Linked DNA regions of Homo sapiens: regions 1, 2, 3, 5 and 6 are each linked to region 4. The links are chromatin contacts, found by Hi-C or POLR2A ChIA-PET in ENCODE. All regions are on one chromosome and are shown on one strand. The core of a region is the stretch at or near the end of the contact, and the rest is flanking DNA. Distances in the headings are between cores, read along the strand shown.

Evidence for each region. Hi-C counts contacts between places; a loop is a spot of excess contacts on that map. ChIA-PET counts read pairs that join two places held with the same protein, here RNA polymerase II (POLR2A). Pooled maps may share reads with other maps.
Region 1: a loop to region 4 is called in a map of CD8-positive, alpha-beta T cell, with 4 times the contacts of the local background. The contact joins the promoter of CDKL3 here to the promoter of GDF9 in region 4. A Hi-C loop is called at or near these places in 1 of 168 maps with a recorded cell type or tissue (CD8-positive, alpha-beta T cell) and 8 of 50 pooled maps. POLR2A ChIA-PET finds 5 or more read pairs at or near these places in 1 of 52 experiments (activated CD4-positive, alpha-beta T cell).
Region 2: a loop to region 4 is called in a pooled map, with 3 times the contacts of the local background. The contact joins the enhancer-like site here to the promoter of GDF9 in region 4. A Hi-C loop is called at or near these places in 1 of 37 single-sample maps with no recorded cell type and 5 of 50 pooled maps. POLR2A ChIA-PET finds 5 or more read pairs at or near these places in 2 of 52 experiments (OCI-LY7 and activated CD4-positive, alpha-beta T cell).
Region 3: a loop to region 4 is called in a map of naive thymus-derived CD4-positive, alpha-beta T cell, with 17 times the contacts of the local background. The contact joins the promoter of RAPGEF6 here to the promoter of GDF9 in region 4. A Hi-C loop is called at or near these places in 1 of 168 maps with a recorded cell type or tissue (naive thymus-derived CD4-positive, alpha-beta T cell) and 12 of 50 pooled maps. POLR2A ChIA-PET finds 5 or more read pairs at or near these places in 1 of 52 experiments (activated naive CD4-positive, alpha-beta T cell).
Region 5: a map of CD8-positive, alpha-beta T cell shows a loop between it and region 4 (7-fold over the local background). The contact joins the promoter of SAR1B here to the promoter of GDF9 in region 4. A Hi-C loop is called at or near these places in 2 of 168 maps with a recorded cell type or tissue (both CD8-positive, alpha-beta T cell) and 4 of 50 pooled maps. POLR2A ChIA-PET finds 5 or more read pairs at or near these places in 1 of 52 experiments (H1).
Region 6: a map of CD4-positive, alpha-beta T cell shows a loop between it and region 4 (9-fold over the local background). The contact joins the promoter of PPP2CA-DT here to the promoter of GDF9 in region 4. A Hi-C loop is called at or near these places in 1 of 168 maps with a recorded cell type or tissue (CD4-positive, alpha-beta T cell) and 9 of 50 pooled maps. POLR2A ChIA-PET finds 5 or more read pairs at or near these places in 1 of 52 experiments (activated CD8-positive, alpha-beta memory T cell).

What each region holds. Positions count from the first base shown.
Region 1 is chr5:134,365,728-134,368,427 of GRCh38, reverse strand. It overlaps CDKL3 (cyclin dependent kinase like 3), which reads left to right and starts at 1,257. Exons shown (of 13, transcript NM_001113575.2): 1 at 1,257-1,451; 2 at 1,884-2,069. The coding sequence starts at 1,905.
Region 2 is chr5:133,925,785-133,928,497 of GRCh38, reverse strand. It overlaps LOC105379182 (a long non-coding RNA gene), which reads left to right. Exons shown (of 5, transcript XR_948797.3): 5 at 489-2,713. Among named protein-coding and RNA genes, the nearest start is that of WSPAR, 13 kb to the right of the region's middle. Within about 2 kb of position 1,322, at least 6 of the 41 ENCODE cell types and tissues checked have a DNase peak (open chromatin) inside an H3K27ac peak, as active enhancers do; they include OCI-LY7, where a contact is called at or near this core.
Region 3 is chr5:131,633,974-131,636,673 of GRCh38, reverse strand. It overlaps RAPGEF6 (Rap guanine nucleotide exchange factor 6), which reads left to right and starts at 1,445. Exons shown (of 28, transcript NM_016340.6): 1 at 1,445-1,712. The coding sequence starts at 1,644. RefSeq lists enhancers at 876-1,075, 1,086-1,335, 344-1,543, 1,636-1,725, 1,673-2,255.
Region 4 is chr5:132,865,010-132,867,750 of GRCh38, reverse strand. It overlaps GDF9 (growth differentiation factor 9), which reads left to right and starts at 1,282. Exons shown (of 2, transcript NM_005260.7): 1 at 1,282-2,741. UQCRQ (ubiquinol-cytochrome c reductase complex III subunit VII) reads right to left here and starts at 1,109. Exons shown (of 3, transcript NM_014402.5): 1 at 1,064-1,109; 2 at 716-882; 3 at 1-263. The coding sequence starts at 869. The coding sequence ends at 169. RefSeq lists enhancers at 771-1,271, 1,272-1,772, 631-1,830.
Region 5 is chr5:134,631,507-134,634,206 of GRCh38, reverse strand. SAR1B (secretion associated Ras related GTPase 1B) reads left to right here and starts at 1,379. Exons shown (of 7, transcript NM_016103.4): 1 at 1,379-1,479. RefSeq lists an enhancer at 928-1,484 and silencers at 1,458-1,507, 1,558-1,667.
Region 6 is chr5:134,225,035-134,227,734 of GRCh38, reverse strand. PPP2CA-DT (PPP2CA divergent transcript) reads right to left here and starts at 1,325. Exons shown (of 1, transcript NR_186539.1): 1 at 1-1,325. PPP2CA (protein phosphatase 2 catalytic subunit alpha) reads left to right here and starts at 1,662. Exons shown (of 7, transcript NM_002715.4): 1 at 1,662-1,975. The coding sequence starts at 1,874. MIR3661 (microRNA 3661) reads right to left here and starts at 1,978; the gene lies at 1,883-1,978. RefSeq lists enhancers at 362-881, 723-882, 882-1,403, 1,404-1,923, 2,263-2,372.

The sequences.
Region 1 (2,700 bases), core at 8-2,507, 1.5 Mb before region 4:
CCAGGATGGTCTCGATCTCCTGACCTCGTGATCCGCCCGCCTGGGCCTCCCAAAGTGCTGGGATTACAGGCGTTAGCCACTGCGCCCGTCTGAATAACCTTCAAAGAAAAGACAATTCTGAATATTTTAGGTGATCAATGAAAACGATGACCACTTCTCCTTTCTCTCAATATAAACCCTAGCAGCATAGAAAAAACTTGAGAAGCTTCAAAAATACTAATTTATTTACGCTATCCCAATTAAATCAGGTGCTCTGGCATTGGGGCAGGGGTGTGGAGGTGGGGGTTGGGATGCTTTCTAAAAGCTCTCCAGGTGTGATTTAAATATGCATGCTGGGTGGGACCCACCAGACTAGATTTATTAAATAATGCCTTTCCTCTTATTTAGCGGAAGCATAGCGAGATTTCGCTTTTTTACATTTAACTCATTTTATAGAAGAAAGCAAAGAAAGCCCTATTCAATAAAGAAAGCACTCCCTAGGCACTTGGTCTAGTGATATGGTGGTTATTCATTAGGGACTGTCATTCCAGTTGAACTCTATGTCTACTTAAGCAGTTAGACACTGGCCTCTTTATTTCCGTGCTCTTGTACATCATTTCGTATATGGTGGAACTCTTCGAATTACTTGCTTTCCTAGAGTTTGACATGTGGTGAGGGAGGTTTTTTTTCTTTAAAAAAGATTACTAGCAGTTGGAAAAAATTAAAAGGCATATGGCAAGTGTTCAAGAAAAGTTTTTGATTTAAGAACCATCTTGACCGGGGGCGGTGGCTTACGCCTGTAATCCCAGCACTTTGGGAGGCCGAGGCAGGCGGATCACCTGATGTTGGGAGTTCGAGACCAGCCTGGCCAACATGGTAGAAACCCCGTCTCTACTAAAAATACAAAATTATCCGGGCGTGGTGGCACACGCCTGTAATCCCAGCTACTCGGGAGGCTGAGGCAGGAAAATCACTTAAACCTGGAAGGAGGAGGTTGCAGTGAGCCAAGATCAGCGACACTGCAGTCCAGCCTGGGCGACAGAGCTAGACTATCTCAAAAAAAAAAAAAAAAAAAAAAAAGATGCAGATCCTTCCTATCCACATTCAAAAGCAACCTTGTGAGGAGGCTCAGCTGCGACAGCAATCTGTACTCCCCTCCCCCATTCCCAAGCACAGCACTCTTCCACCTTGCGCCTACCCAGAGTAGGTTTCCGTTTCTTCCCACTTCCCCTTCCGGGTCGGGACCCTGCCCATGTTCCGGTCTTGCGCACGAGTCTAGAACGCAGCAACTCCGCCGGCGTTTCCATGGTGGCAAGTGGCCGGTTCCTTGCGGGGCTGAGCAACAAAGTAGTATCAGTGTTCGGTGGCTCCACTGGAACTACGCAGAGCCAGACCAGCGGGACCACAGAATGGGCTGAGGCGGCGGCGGCTGTTTGGATAAAGTCAACAGCGGGACGTGGGGCGTGACGCCGGTCCGGCATCCTAAGACGTGTGGTTTGAGTTGCGGGCGAGACCAGGCTTTTTTTAGGACCTTGGGCCTGATAAGTGGGCGACTGCAGTAGTGCGGGAACCTATTATTTGACAGGAACATGACAGGAAGTGTAGGGACCCCATGCTTGATGGATGGTGACTTATAGTGTGGTAGTCTCAGTGTTGATGGGCATGACCGAGACAGCAGGAGTACCCCTAAGTTCTGGTGAGAGGTGGAGCCTCAGAAGGACACCTTACTCAAGCTGTCTTTAGTTCCCAAAGACAAAAAGGCTCAGTGGAAAAGATTCCTTTTTTTTTTTTAATGTCTCTATATTTGAGACTGTGGGTTTATTGTGGATATGCATTATCTAGTTTTAATAAATAAAAGTATAAACGTTTAACATTTTCCATTTTCTTTCTTTATTTCTATAAAGTAGTAAAAGCCCAGCTTGAAAATGGAGATGTATGAAACCCTTGGAAAAGTGGGAGAGGGAAGTTACGGAACAGTCATGAAATGTAAACATAAGAATACTGGGCAGATAGTGGCCATTAAGATATTTTATGAGAGACCAGAACAATCTGTCAACAAAATTGCGATGAGAGAAATAAAGTTTCTAAAGGTTTGCTTCTTTTGCCTTAATCATCTAAGTCAAAAGAAAAAATTGTTATGGAATAAAAAATTGCATAAAATATTTTAGTTCACACGTACTGATTCATATTATGGAGAAACAAGTGTAATACTCTATCTTATCTACATTTTGTAATTTTATAGTGATACAAGATATATGTGTTTTGGGGTATGTAACAAAAGCTACACCAATATTGTTTAATAATTATTCAGAAATATTCAAGTATAATACTTAATAAAAATTTCTGCTATGTGCAAGGCATGGTGCTAGGTACTGAGACTATAAGGAGGTAAAAGATAGTTCCTGCCCTTAAAGACTTCTATAATTTAATCAGAAAGGAGAGTATATGAAAATCATACTGAATAAAAAGTGGCTCATAATAAATGCCAAGGAATCAACACAAAGTCCTTTCCCTGGTAGGGAAAGTTTTTTTGAGGAAATGGGACATGAATTTGGCTTTGAAGGATGTGGAGGGTTTAGATAAGAGGGAGAAACTGTTGTGTTCTAGGTTAGAGGAACAACATAAACTCAAAAGAGACTAAAGAAGGACAAAGGATAAAGGGCAAAGTGGAAAGGACAAAGAGCAAAGACATGTGCCTGTAGAGTTTTCTGAGCAGAATTG
Region 2 (2,713 bases), core at 73-2,572, 1.1 Mb before region 4:
TCGCTGGGATTACAGGCACGTGCCACCATGCCCAGCTAATTTTTTGTATTTTTAGTAGAGATGAGGTTTCACTATGTTGGACAGGCTGGTCTTGAACTCCTGACCTCAGGTGATCCACCCACCTCGGCCTCTCAAGGTGCTGGGATTACAAGCATGAGCCACCACGCCTGGCCCCCGATGTCCATTTTTTATGCAAATGGTTGTTTATTATGTCTGCTCACAGCCCCAGGAGGACAGGGATTTTGTTCCTTTTGTTCACTGCTGTGTCCTCAGTGCGTAGAATGTGCTTGGCGCATAGTGGGTGCTCAGAAAATATTTATCGAATCAATTAATCTGAAAAAGATTGCTGCTTTGCGGAGACACGTGCTGACTGTAATCTCAAATCCACGTGGAAGGAGACAGAGAGGGAGGGCACACACTTTTTTCCTTGAAAGTGAAGAAGAATCCAAACCACATATTCACAGTGCCTGTGCCTGTAATTTCTCCAGAATACCTTTACAGGTATAAAGTGCTGGAGTCGGCGTTATGATCACCGTGTCACTGATGGGAAACGGAGCCTGCGTGGAGTGAAATAACTTGCTCATAGTGACACAGCACTGGGCCAGGAACCCTGCTGTCCTGCCTGGAGTCCATGTCCCATGCCCTGGATCAGTGTGGACTGTAAAAGTGGTATTTATTAATTTATATTTGAATCATGGCATTGAAAAAGAAAACCGGCTGATCCAGCATTTTCCAAAATGTATCCTAAGACTCTAGGTCCTCAAGATCCTTTGTGAAAAATCTGCAAACTTTTGTTCCTCCCACAGAGGATGTAGGGGAAGGATCTATCAGGATCCTGATAGATCCACACACATCTATCAGGATCTCTAAGTCCTACAGGAAGGGGGCCCATTTAACTTCATCGAGTCCTGTGTTTTCCTCTGGTTTTGAACTTTAGGAGGCCGCCCCCTTCCCTCCCTTTCTCCCTCCTTCTTTCCTTTCTAGTAGTAAACATCCTGCAGTGGGAAATTTGGATGCCATCCAATTCCTTGGTATCTTCCTTACAAGGAAGACCCTCATTCACCATTTTCAGACGATGGCATGGAGGGGAGAAGGGCCTAGGGCTGAAACCTCACTGCTAAAGACTCAGGCCTGGCAACAAAACCCTCCTGGGCTCTTGTGCTGGCTGGTCCTCTTGGGAAGGATGGCTGGGCTCTAGAGGGGTGGGTGCCTGGGGTGTCGCTAGCAGGATGGGCGTTCTGGGGGAAGGAGCCAACTCCCATAGCTGGCAGCTGCCCTCCTGGAGCTGAGTGGAACAGTCTGTGGTTAATTATTTGCTTCTCCTGAACAGCGCTGCCTACCCCGACCCGCAGCTCCCTGAGCCTGATTACATTACCCCTTCCAGGCAGATTTATCTCAAACTTGTTTGATGCCTCTCCAAAGAGCTCCATCTGGTTCCCTCACTATTCCTGACAGGTGGCTAACACAGCTCTCTGAAGCCCCCCAAACACCAGGAAGCATCTTCTACAGAACTGACTTGGCTGTTATGTCACATTGCTGTCTCCCCATCGTGTATTTGCTACAACCACAGACATTTGTATGGAAATGGAATCAGTGTTTGTAAGGGCTCATCTGCTCAGGCTGCCTTGTGAGCAGGCACTGGGGGACAATCTGCCCAGCCAGCACCCACCCACGTGGCTCCGAGGCTCCTCAGGCAGGACTTCTCTAGCCTCTGAGGGTAGGGGACACCATTGGGCTGGGATTTATGACCCGGGTGAGCCTTCCTGGGCCACAGGAGCATCTGCTTCAACACTGCAGCAACGTCTCTCCATCTCTTAGCCTATGTCCAGAGTGGGGCTGTCCCTCGCCGGGCTGCGGGCTGTGCTGTGGAGCGCTTGGCCAGAGGGTGGGACCCTGCTGTGCCAGGAACAGTGGTGGGGAGGCCTGGGGCCACAGACTGTAACGGAGGCACAGAGGAGCCATGTGCGGCACATCAAGAGAGGAGTTAGGCACGAGTGCACCTTTTTCCATCCAGATACACCCTACAGGAGCGTGGACTCAGCGTTTACAGAGCACTTTCACCTCCCTTCAGAGTTTTTCTTCAGGACGGGAGTTACCGAGTAAATGCCTGTGTCCTCACCAGAGTCATCTGTTAGAGGCTAACCGCCAATGCCAAGGCATTAGGAAGTGGAGCCTGTGGGAGGTGATGAGGGTTGAGGGGAGGGCATGTGAGTGGGGCCCTCCTGATGGGATTAGCGCCCTTGTAAGGAGAGGAAGAGACACCAGAGCTTCCTCTCTCCGCCATGTGAGGACCCAGCAAGAAGGCAGCAGCCTGCAAACCAGGAAGAGGGCCTCCTCAGAACTTGGCCATGCTGGCAGCCTCCTCGGAGTCCCAGCCTCCACAGCTGGGAGAAACAAGCGTCTGTTGTTTAAGCCCCCAGGCTGTGGTGTTTTTTTACAGCAGCCTGAGCTGACTAAGACAATGTGAGAGTTCAGCTTGCAGGAAGCGGAGGTTCATCGGCTCCAGGTCACACAGTCTGGTCCTGCAGCTCCAAATTCCAAACCCCTTGCTCAGTACCAGTGGGTCAGGGTCGGAGAATTCCAAGGAAGGCCAGGCTGGGGAGGGGCCCCTGAGGGTGGGGATGGGGGCAGTCCACCCTGGAGATGGAGTCCTACTCTGCCACATGGTTCAGAGCAGGCCCTGCCTTGGGGACCCTCCCCTCCATCCCTTTCA
Region 3 (2,700 bases), core at 196-2,695, 1.2 Mb after region 4:
CCTCTTTCAAAATATTGATGTGACTCTGAAAATTGATCCTTGAAGAATGGAAGGGTTAACTTTTGTTTGTGATCCTGGGCAGATCTTTGAGAGGTTATATTTGTACAAAAAATGAGGAAAACGGATCGTCTGCAACATCCTGTGATTTTTTCCACAATTACTTTATTTCTACAATGGCTATGCCACACTTCGCTGGTAAAGTTTTTGATCTATACCTGAAAAAGAGAAATGCTAATAGTATGTTGTAAACTCCCAGTTTGGGCAAGCCCCAGGACCAACAGAAAACAGTCCTTAAGTCATTGCCGGTCCCAGAAACGGTGTTGTAGCCTGAACTCTCATTGTTTTCAAATATAATTTTAACTCTTATTACGTCATTAAAATTACTGTGAAGCAGTCATTAATTGGAAAGCATGTCATAATCATAAATCACCTTGTTATTTAGTGAACTATGCTAACTGCTGTGAGAAATACCAAGGTGTACCTAGATGTAGTTACAGCCATCAAGGAGCTTAAAATTCAGTGGAAAGGTGGTGTCGCCAAAGTTAGTTACCTATGAACTTATGAGAAAGGGTAAGGAGTATCCTAGAACGATGGATTCTGGAATTGTCAGTGAGCTTATTGTTGAAACGGCCTCAGCAGCTCTCTGGCTGCTCCTAAGGGTGGTCTGTTTTTCTTACCAAGGGAGCAGTGAAACAAAACTGGCTTTATTCGGTCTGTTGGGAAGCAGACTAGAATGTAAAAAGTATTGCAAAAGTTGCCACTCGAGTCCCAACCCTAAACGCAGTTGCCTGAGGGAGGGCTGCCCCGGGCATTTAGTTACAAGAACGCAGTCTAAATCTAGTTTTTTGACTCAAAGGTAATCGTGAGCTGGCCGCGGCACCGGCTGCCTATCCTGGCCGTGAATGTTTGCTTTCTCTGCCCTGGTCTCAGGACGTCCGTTTCGAATAGATCAAGCACTTCTCTGTCGGCAGCTTTCACAAGAGATCTCGTTTTATTTAAAGAGATATGAGGTGTGCGTGGAATTCCTTCTTTGCCGAATGGCGGCTTCTACTTCCGCATATTCAAAGTCGGCAGTAGAAGTTGCAGAGGAGAGCGCAAAGCCGGACTTGGCCACACCCTGGGCTTCCGGATTTGGGCACAACAGTTCTCTCCAGTCAGAACGCCTCCCCACGGTTCTGCCCCAAAATGCTATTTTTGCTCAGGTCCTCAGCGCGTTTCCGGTGTCTCCAACGGATGGAGAAGACGGAACCACAACGCCAAGGCAGACCCCGTGACTGATTTAGGTGAGGTCTCGCGAGGTGTCTTTAAATCTCACGACGACAGCAGGAAACGACTTACTCGCACCGCCCCAATTTTAACGTCACAGTGGAGTTACTCCCTTGGGCGTTTCTTAGCGTGCGCGTGCGTGCTGCGCATGCGCACTTACTCTCCCCCGCCCCCGCGCAGACTTGTCTCCGGCCAGTCGCGCGTGGGTAGAGGCCTTAGGCGGGCGTTGCGAAGGGTTGTTTGCTAGAGTTCGGACCTTGTTACGGCGCGAAGTTCCCTCCTTGGGGCGGGGGAAAGGTACCGCACCCGCTACCTAGTGTGAATGAACTGTGGCGTGGGCTGCTAAGGGCAGGCTGCGGAGTACCCGGGCCGTGGCCATGAACTCACCCGTGGACCCTGGCGCTAGGCAGGCGTTGAGGAAGAAGCCACCCGAGCGGACTCCCGAGGTGAGGCTGGTTGACCTTTATGTGCGTCTCACAGTCCAGTAGACAGCATCCTCCTGTCTGTCCGAAATCCGCGGCGACTGCCCTCTTGCCAGAGTCTCGCACCTGCTACTGGGAATCTGTTCGCTTGAGTCTCTTCCCTGACCCAGGCCCTTGTCGCCAGCAGGGTGCCGACCGCCCTTCCTGCCTGTGATGCGGTCTTAACCCGCGTACCCGTCCTTGCCGGGGGCTTCTGAGTGTCGTTAAGAAAGCACCATTACTAAGTCGTATTTTCTGAGTTGGGTAATATGAGTTTCGCAGTTAGATGCCCATTCGTTTAAGTAGACTATGAAAAACGAGATGGAAATTGTAAGGGAAGTATCTCAGCCATGTAATTTAGAAATAGTTTTTCTTTAAAGGTCTCTGAAATATTGTACAGTTGCCTAAAAAAAAGATAAAGTTTTCAAAGTTAGTTTAAAAGTTTACATCCAGTCAAATGGTGAATTCTGTAGTAGATGATGCATGTTTAAAGAACACCACTGTAGGTACTTTTTCAGACTGTCACTGGGAAATTTTACAGTATTTTGTACTTGGATCCAAAATTTGCTGTGTCGAGTTAACAGTTATGGCATCAGCTTAAAAGATTTTTCATTCGACCTTCATGAAGGCTAGTTTTCAGGCATATAACTAAAACCTGTTAGCTTTGCTTATCCCGGTAGAATGCTAAGGTTTTGGGGAAGGTTTTCCTTGATTTGGAGGTTTCTATAACAAGTGGGACATATTTTCTAAACAAAACACTAAACAGTGTGAGTGGATTATTGGATTGTTTTGTTTAAAGTTGCAGTAAATGAAATGAAATGCTTTGGTTAATTCTTCACTTTGGAGTTTTTCAGATATGTAGTGTTTTGCATACTGAGTCTCAGTAACGTTGGGCTGACCTTTTGGGTCGTGACAATTATTCAGGTCACAACGGAAGCCATGATAGGTCAAATTATGTTATTGAAGATCCTGA
Region 4 (2,741 bases), core at 33-2,532:
TCATGAACTTGAATATTAGTGGTCACACAGGATTCTACTCACAAAAATGTAATATCACAACAGTGCAGACCATAGGAAGTTTATTGTGTCTTTGAGACACTACAATGCAGACTCCTCTTCCAGAGAAAGGTCTTTCAGAGACAGGGAACCGTCATCCGGATGCGTTGCTCATTTGTCATTTTCATAGGCAGCTGGATTCTTCCTCTTGGATCTCTCGAACTCTTCAGTCCCCCATGTGTAGATAAGATAAAACACTACAAACTCTTTAAAAATTAAGAGAGTAAACAGAGAGCACACATATAAGACATATAGAAGAAAAAAAAAGGTCTCAGTCCTCTTGTCTTCTTTAAAGCATACACTTCAGTAGTTCTTAGCATATCCAAGGCCATGCAACTATCATCACTATCTGCTGCACGTTTAACACAAAGCATTTCACCACTGGTAAGAACTAAATAAAGGTGACCTCAGAGGAACATGCTGGAATCACCCGAGTGACCTTGGGCCAGTCATTTCAGTTCTGTAGCTCAGTTTTCCCCGTGTAAGATGGGGAGGATAATATGACCAGCTTAAGGGCGGTCAGGAATATTCAATGAGAAAGGTGTGTACGGCAAGTTACAGAGCGCCTGCCCGGCCGCCAGCGCTCAGAGGGGAGGCGCAGTGACTGCTGCTGCTGCTGGGGTCCAGCCTCCCGCTCCCGCGGGCCCAAGGCACTCACGCGGCACCACGCGAAAGAAAGACTCCCGAATGCGGCGCAGAACATTGGGGATTCCTTTAGTGAAGACGTGCGGATAGGCGCGCTGCTCGAACGGTGACAAGCTGTAGCTGATCACATGCCGCATCCGCGTCAGATTCCCAAACTCGCGGCCCATTGTGGCGGCGGCCCTGCAGGACCGAGGGTGGACAGGCGCTTGGCTCGCTTTCGCGAAGCGCCGCAGTCCCCGCGGGGGTCCATCCCCAACCCCAGACTCCTGCCCCTGCACTCCTTATCCTTTCCCAGCCCAGCGGGGCGCCCCTAGCCTCCCAGGGTCCACGAACACTGCACAACCAGACCCCACTCACGCACAGGGCTCAGCTCGCCCTCCACAGTCACCGATCCGGTTGACTCGTTCGTCATTTCCGGCAAGGTTGGAAGCCGCTCTTGGAGGTCGTGAGGTAACTTCCGGGAGATACCATTTTCCTACTGTCTCTAAGGGATGACGCCTTTGTCCCAGAAAGAAGTGGGCTGACTGGGTGACCCGTAGGTGGGAGGTGCCTTGGAGGCCCTGCCCGGGCCGGTGGGGTGGAGCCTAGCGGAGGACGTCGGGGATTGAACTGACTTTGGGGGACAGTGGACAGGCGGAGGCGCTCACACTTCTCCTCAGCCCTCGGCTTTTCTGTGGAATCCCAGTCAGGAAGCGGCCGAATGCGGGAGGCGGGGGAGGGAACAAAAAGGTGACGAGGAAGGGGCCTGCCGACCTCCGGGGCAGCGCTGGCCAGGAGCTTGGGGCCTGCGAGTCTTCCCAGCTGTAGACAGAGCGCCTCTGAGCCCCGAGGCCGGGCCGCCCCACAGCAGAGGAGCACGAGGTTTCATTTGGCCTTGGCCAGTAGCTCAAAGGGGGCTTCGTTATTTTCAGGCCATGAGCGACCCCAGCACCAAAATCAGGGACACACATCGAAGGCTTCTCTTGGACTCTGTTTTAGAGTCCCCTGGCAGGCTGTTAACGTTCCCAAGAGATAATACAAACGTTTCGTCAGTTTCAGCCACAAAAATAATCAAATAATCGTCAATTGATGAATGCTGAGGCCGCCTCGACAGCAGCCAGCGTCCTCCCCAGATGGTTTGCGTGGGGTGGGGGGAATCACGATGCCCCAGTTCTTTCTTCTCCCCACGTGAGAAGCAAGGAAAGTCGGGTGAGAGGCCTTATTATGTTTTCCCTGAAGTGCATTCTGCTTGACGATGCTGTTGTCAATGTACAGCTCGCCCTGAGGTGTCTTGTCAGTGTTTTGTTAATGGAATTGCTGGCCATATTTTATCTAGGACTAAGCTCTCATTCAACAGTTGGCTGTGTTTTATAACACTACTTACGGACCACGGAGGCTCGGCAGGCAGTCAACTTGTATTTTGCAGACATACCTTAGTTTTCTCATGTAGGTACTGCACAAACTGGCTTCGTATCTTGCACTATGAGTGTAGGCTGACTCTTCCAGCATAGTCTCCTTCGGGGTGGCGCTGAATATCCCCTCATTTCAGCTTTTCATGGTGCTCCTTTGCCTCATTTTTTTAAACCATAATGTCTAGCCTGGTCTCAGCTCCAAGGCAAGAACAGAAATACAGGTAAGGACAGAAATATTGTGGCAAATTCTACCACCATTTGGATGAATAATAATAAAACGTTCATTTATTTTATAGCATCTGCAAACATCCCAAAACCTTTCAACCAAAATATGTATAGATGAGTGTGCAGACCAAAGTAAGGACATCAGTATGTTACATTTAAAAATAAGTCAAGGTTAAAGGCGGTGTCCTCTTTTAAGAACATCGCAAATACAATTCCAGTACTCCAAGTACGTATTCTGTACCCAGCCACCTGGGAGGACTGAGAGACCTAATGGTTTTCTGCTTTCTGGAACTTCTATGCCAATTGTGACTTTCTCACCCAAATTTGTAAATTCGCAAATTAACATGCAGCGAATAATTACAATTGTAAACACCTGGAAGTGGAAAAGGCCGTGAGGATAAATTGAGAGGAAGAGTAAACCTA
Region 5 (2,700 bases), core at 130-2,629, 1.8 Mb before region 4:
TGGGAGAAAGAGCAAGACCGTCTATATATATATATAATTTTTAAATTTATTTTTAATTTAATTAATTTATTTATTTTTTGAGACGGAGACAGAGTCTCGCTCTGTCGCCCAGGCTAGAGTGCAATGGTGCAATCTCGGCTCACTGCAACCTCCACCTCCCGGGTTCAAGCAATTCTCCTGCCTCGGCCTACCGAGTAGCTGGCGTTACAGGCACCTGCCATCATGCCTGGGTAATTTTCGTATTTTTGTAGAGATGGGGTTTCACCATGTTGGCCAGGCTGGTCTTGAACTCTAACCTCAGGTGATTCACCCACCTTGACCTCCCAAAGTGCTGAGATTACAGGTGTGAACCACCGCGCCTGGCCAAGACCGTCTATAAAACAACTGAATAACCAGCTGAATAAAAGCTGAATAACCAGCATCCAACACATTATCTGGTACGTAGCTACATTGTGTAAATCACTGGTGAATTCAATAAGCACAAATAACAAAAAAAGAAAAAAAAATGAATTCAATAAGCACGTGTACTTTGAAAATGTATTTTAGGCAGGGCGCGGTGGTGATCCCAGCACTTTGGGAGGCTGAGGCAGGTGGATCACTTATGCTAGGGAGTTTGAGACCAGCCTGGCCAACATGATGAAACCCGGTCTCTACTAAAAATACAAAAATTAGCCGGGCGCAGTGGCTCACGCCTGTAATCCTAGCACTTTGGGAGGCCGAGGCGGGCGGTTCACTTTAGGTCAAGAGTTCGAGACCAGCCTGGCCAACATGGTGAAACCCCGTCTCTACTAAAAATACAAAAATTAGCCGGGCATGGTGGTGCGCGCCTGTGCTCCCAGCTACTCAGGAGGCTGAGGTAGAAGAATCGCTTGAACCCGGGAGGCGGAGGTTACAGTGAGCTGAGATCGCGCCATTGCACTCCAGCCTGGGCGACAAAATCGAGGCTCCGTTTCAAAAAAAAAAAAAATTAGCCGGACAGTGGTGGCGGGTGCCTGTAGTCCCCGCTACTGGGGAGGCTGAGGTAGGAGAATCTCTTGAATCCAGGGGGTGGAGGCTGCAGTGAGCCGAGATCGTGCCACTGCACCCCAGCCTGGGAGACAGAGCGAGACAACGTCTCAAAAAAAAAAAATGCCAAAAGTAATTTCCCCTAGGGAGGCATGGGGTGTTCCTTTCTCGGCACGCAGGCCCCTAAAATCCCTTCGGGCGGGCGGGTGTGGGGAGACCAGGCGGCTGGGAGACCCAGGCGGTGTTAGGGGTTGCGAGCAGCCTCGCTCAACTGGGGAATTGGCGGCAAGACTGCCAGGAGGCGGAACCTAGGGCGCTCGGCGACGCGGTCCTGCGGACTGTCGCTAGTGAGGCACCCGCCGGCCCGGAAGGGGCTGATGCGAACTGGGGCCACGGCAGCCATCGCGCTTTGCAGTTCGGTCTCCTGGTGTACGGCCAACGCCAAGTAGGGGATTGCGTTCCCTCCAGTCGCAGGTGAGTGACAGCCCCTCCTTCTGGGAGGACCGGTGGGCAGCAGCTATGGATCCCCTAGAAGGCGCACTTTTAGGGCCAAGACCTACTCTGAGTCCCTGCCTGTGGCACTGCGTGAAGGGGCGCCTGTTTTTCACCCCGGGGTTAGGCGGCGCGAGGGAGGACAGGTCTCATCCATGCTCCGCGGGGCCGTCTGATAGCCCTCGAGGCAGAACACTGCTGCTGTCAGACGCTTGGTCTTTTCAGGAAAGAACGAGGTGGCTGCAGGCAAGCCCCTTCCTTCCCCTGGGCCTCAGTTTCCTTACCTGGTAAGGTGAAGGTGGCGGGTCTCACTGACAGCTGAAGAGGCTGTGACACGGCCTGGTGTTTTCAGCGCTCCCAATTAGTGTAGAGGCAAATTGAGCTTCCTTACTAGTACTGGTTAACGTTTTCCGTAGCCCAAAGTCCCAGTTAAGTGGAAAAAAGATACACTGTTGAGAAAACTGTACTGATTTTTGTTTTAATTTTTTAAATTTTTGTTGTTGTTTTGAGACAGAGTTTCCCTCTTGTCGCCCAGGCTGGAGTGAAGTGGCACGATCTCGGCTTACTGCAAGCTCCGCCTCCCGGGTTCACGCCATTCTCCTGCCTCAGCCTCCCGAGTAGCTGGGACTACAGGTGCCCGCCACCACGCACCGCTAATTTTTTTGTATTTTTTAGTAGAGATGGGGTTTCACCGTGTTAGCCAGGATGGTCTCTTATCTCCTGACCTCGTGATCCGCCTGCCTCGGCCTCCCAAAGTGCTGGGATTATAGGCGTGAGCCACCGCATCCGGTCTAACTTTTCTATTTTTAGTAGAGATGGGATTTCTCTATGTTGGCCAGTCTGGTCTCCAACTCCTGACCTCAGGTGATCTGCTCGCCTCGGCCTCCCAAAGTGCTGGGATTAAAGGCATGAGCCACCTCAGTGGGCCACTGTACTGATTTTTAAGGTGTTGAAGCTTTTCCAAGAAGATTTGTTTTAAAACAGCTAAAACTTTGACATTGTTAGCTGAAAGAACCAAATTCGTCAGCAATTTAAGGTGTTTGGTACAGTGGACAAAATGAGGTGAAGAAGTCCTTTTAACTTGAAAAATTAAACATAGTATTATTTATTTGTGTGTTCTTACATCAGCCTCTATATTACTAAGTGTCTTTGAAGACGTCCTATATTCCGTGTTAAAGTATCAGTGAAGAGTAGGTCACATTG
Region 6 (2,700 bases), core at 76-2,575, 1.4 Mb before region 4:
TATTGTTTGGGGATGTTAACTGCAAAACAGGGACAGAATTTGGGCTAAAGGGTCTTTTTCCCAGTCTGGTAAATTAAGTATGTGATAAGACTTCTAGAAGAGTAGATTTAAGGTACTTTCTTTTGTGCACACTAATGGGAGGTGTGAAGGGAAAGCAGAATTGCAATTTCCAGCCTAGGGAGGCCAAGCCAGTCGGCCTTGCCAAACACGTTGTCTTGGATAAAGGAGGATTTTCAGTCCTGCTATTGGCTGATGGGGCCTCCAGTGCCTTCTTCAGCCTGTTGGTGGGGATGATGCCCTCAGAGCCGCAGAGTGAGCAGTCTCCTCCCAAGCATCGCTGAGCACTTGGGTGTGGAAGGGTTGCCTGATACTGAGGGTGGGGTTCCTGGAAGACAGGCGATCAGGTTCAGCTCTTGCCTTGCCCTTTATGGTTAAATGTTCTTTGGAAAGCTTCTATATCTTTCAAATCCTGGGGGCATTATGATCTCTCTTCTGCCTATCCCAAACCATCTTCAGCCAGTACTGTTGGGAGAATACAAGCTCCAGGGCATGGTCCCTGGTCCGTCTGGATGACCCCTCCGGATCTGGCATATAGCTGGCGCTCTATGGAACCAGATATTTATGTAAAAGCAGGGACAATGGAATGTGAAAACGTTTCGCAAACTCCAAAGCGATTCATAACCAGACAGAGGTCCAATCCTAGGGTATACGAGCTCTCTCTTTTAAGCACGTATCACAGCTGCTTCTCACGCCACCGAGACGCGGTCAGGACAGGTGCATCCATCTTCTCTGGGCTTCCCCTCTTGAAAGTAGGCCAGGGCGCGCAGGGGTTGAGGGTCTCTCATTCCCAGAGAGAATTAAACTTGGAGGAAAGCAACCACCGGCGAGGAGCGGGGCGCGTGGAAGCGAGCCGCGGTCCGAGGCCCAAAGAAAAGCCCAAGCCTCGCCCCCGCCATCGCGCCCGACGAGACACCTAGGTCCGGGGACGGGTGTGTGCCGCGGAAGTCAGGTGCACTGCGCAGCACTCCCCCGGTAGGTACACGCTCCTCCACCTACGAGTGACCTAATTACAAGGTGCCAGCCGCGCCCAGAGGTGGGGGTGGTTAATCCAAGCGGCCACTCGCTGCCCGTTCCTGCCCCCAAAGATGACGGAAACCCACACGATTACAGAGCCGCAGCACCCCAGATGAGCCACGGGGTCGCAATTCTCGTTTCCGTGATCGGACTGCCAGGCCCCAGGTGAGGAGCTGAGTTCATCACCAGAGCGGCCTTCCCAGGGGAACCAGTTACAGGCTGCCAGTGGCCCCGGCTTCCATCCGGTCTGCGCCTGCGCGCGGCCCAAGCCCTCGCCTCTCCTGGAATAGTGCTCAGGGATTAGTCCGGTTCGCCGCTGTGCGCACTGCGCATGCTCCAGCTCCATCCTTCCCTTCCCCCACCACCCCGCCCTCCGGGAGCCACGCCCAAAAAGTCAAGGCGCTTCAGTTACCAGCCGGCTACGTCGCGCCTGCGCTTTGACCCCCAGTTTGCGCCCCAACTCCGGTCGTGCGGCCGCCCGGGGAGGGCTCTGCAGTTGCGCAGCTTGCTCCCCGGCCCTTTTCCCCTCCGCTCCCCGCCGCCTCCTGACGCCGGGCGTGACGTCACCACGCCCGGCGGCCGCCATTACAGAGAGCCGAGCTCTGGAGCCTCAGCGAGCGGAGGAGGAGGCGCAGCGGCCGACGGCCGAGTACTGCGGTGAGAGCCAGCGGGCCAGCGCCAGCCTCAACAGCCGCCAGAAGTACACGAGGAACCGGCGGCGGCGTGTGCGTGTAGGCCCGTGTGCGGGCGGCGGCGCGGGAGCAGCGCGGAGCGGCAGCCGGCTGGGGCGGGTGGCATCATGGACGAGAAGGTGTTCACCAAGGAGCTGGACCAGTGGATCGAGCAGCTGAACGAGTGCAAGCAGCTGTCCGAGTCCCAGGTCAAGAGCCTCTGCGAGAAGGTGAGCTGTAGTACGGCTGCGGACAGCCGCCGCGGGGCCGAGCCCGCCGAGGAAAAGGCGGCCGTGAGGAGGGTGCAACATGGCGGAGGCCGCCGGTCCGGGCCCCCCGAGTCTCCGAGACCGGCGCCCATCCTGGCCGGCGGCGGCTTCCTAACGACCCGGCGCCCCCTGCCTCCCGCGCAGGGATTGGTTGCCGCCGCCGCCTAAAATGGCGCCGTTCACTCGACTCCTGGGCTTTTGAGTCAGCCGGCCTTGGCGCCAGACGAGGTGGCAGGGGGAGCGGAGACCCTGTGGGTCATCGTCAGGGACGGTTTTGAGGGTGAGCTGGCTTGGATTCTGCGGCTTGGGAATGGAGCCTGGGCCTCTCCGGTGGGCTGAGTAAGAGTCTTGCCGCTGGTACCCAGGCCTAGTTAGGTCCAGAGCTGCCCAGAGGATCCCCCAAAGGCAGTCTTGTTAGGCCGTATCCCAGAACATACCTAAAGGTCACACAGCTTTAGTACCCCTTGGTGGTTTGTATTAAACTCACCAAGCGATCTTCTCCAGAAATCAAGGTAAGGGGTGTCTTTAAGAATTTTTAAATTATTCTCTTAACCTAATTTTTACGAAGGTCATGGTGGTAGCTATAAGGGAGGAGTGTAACTTATTTTTCATAGTTGGAAGAAATCGGGAATTTGGTGAGTCATACTACATAAGGAGCTTTTGGATTGGAAATCAAGTGTCGGTTG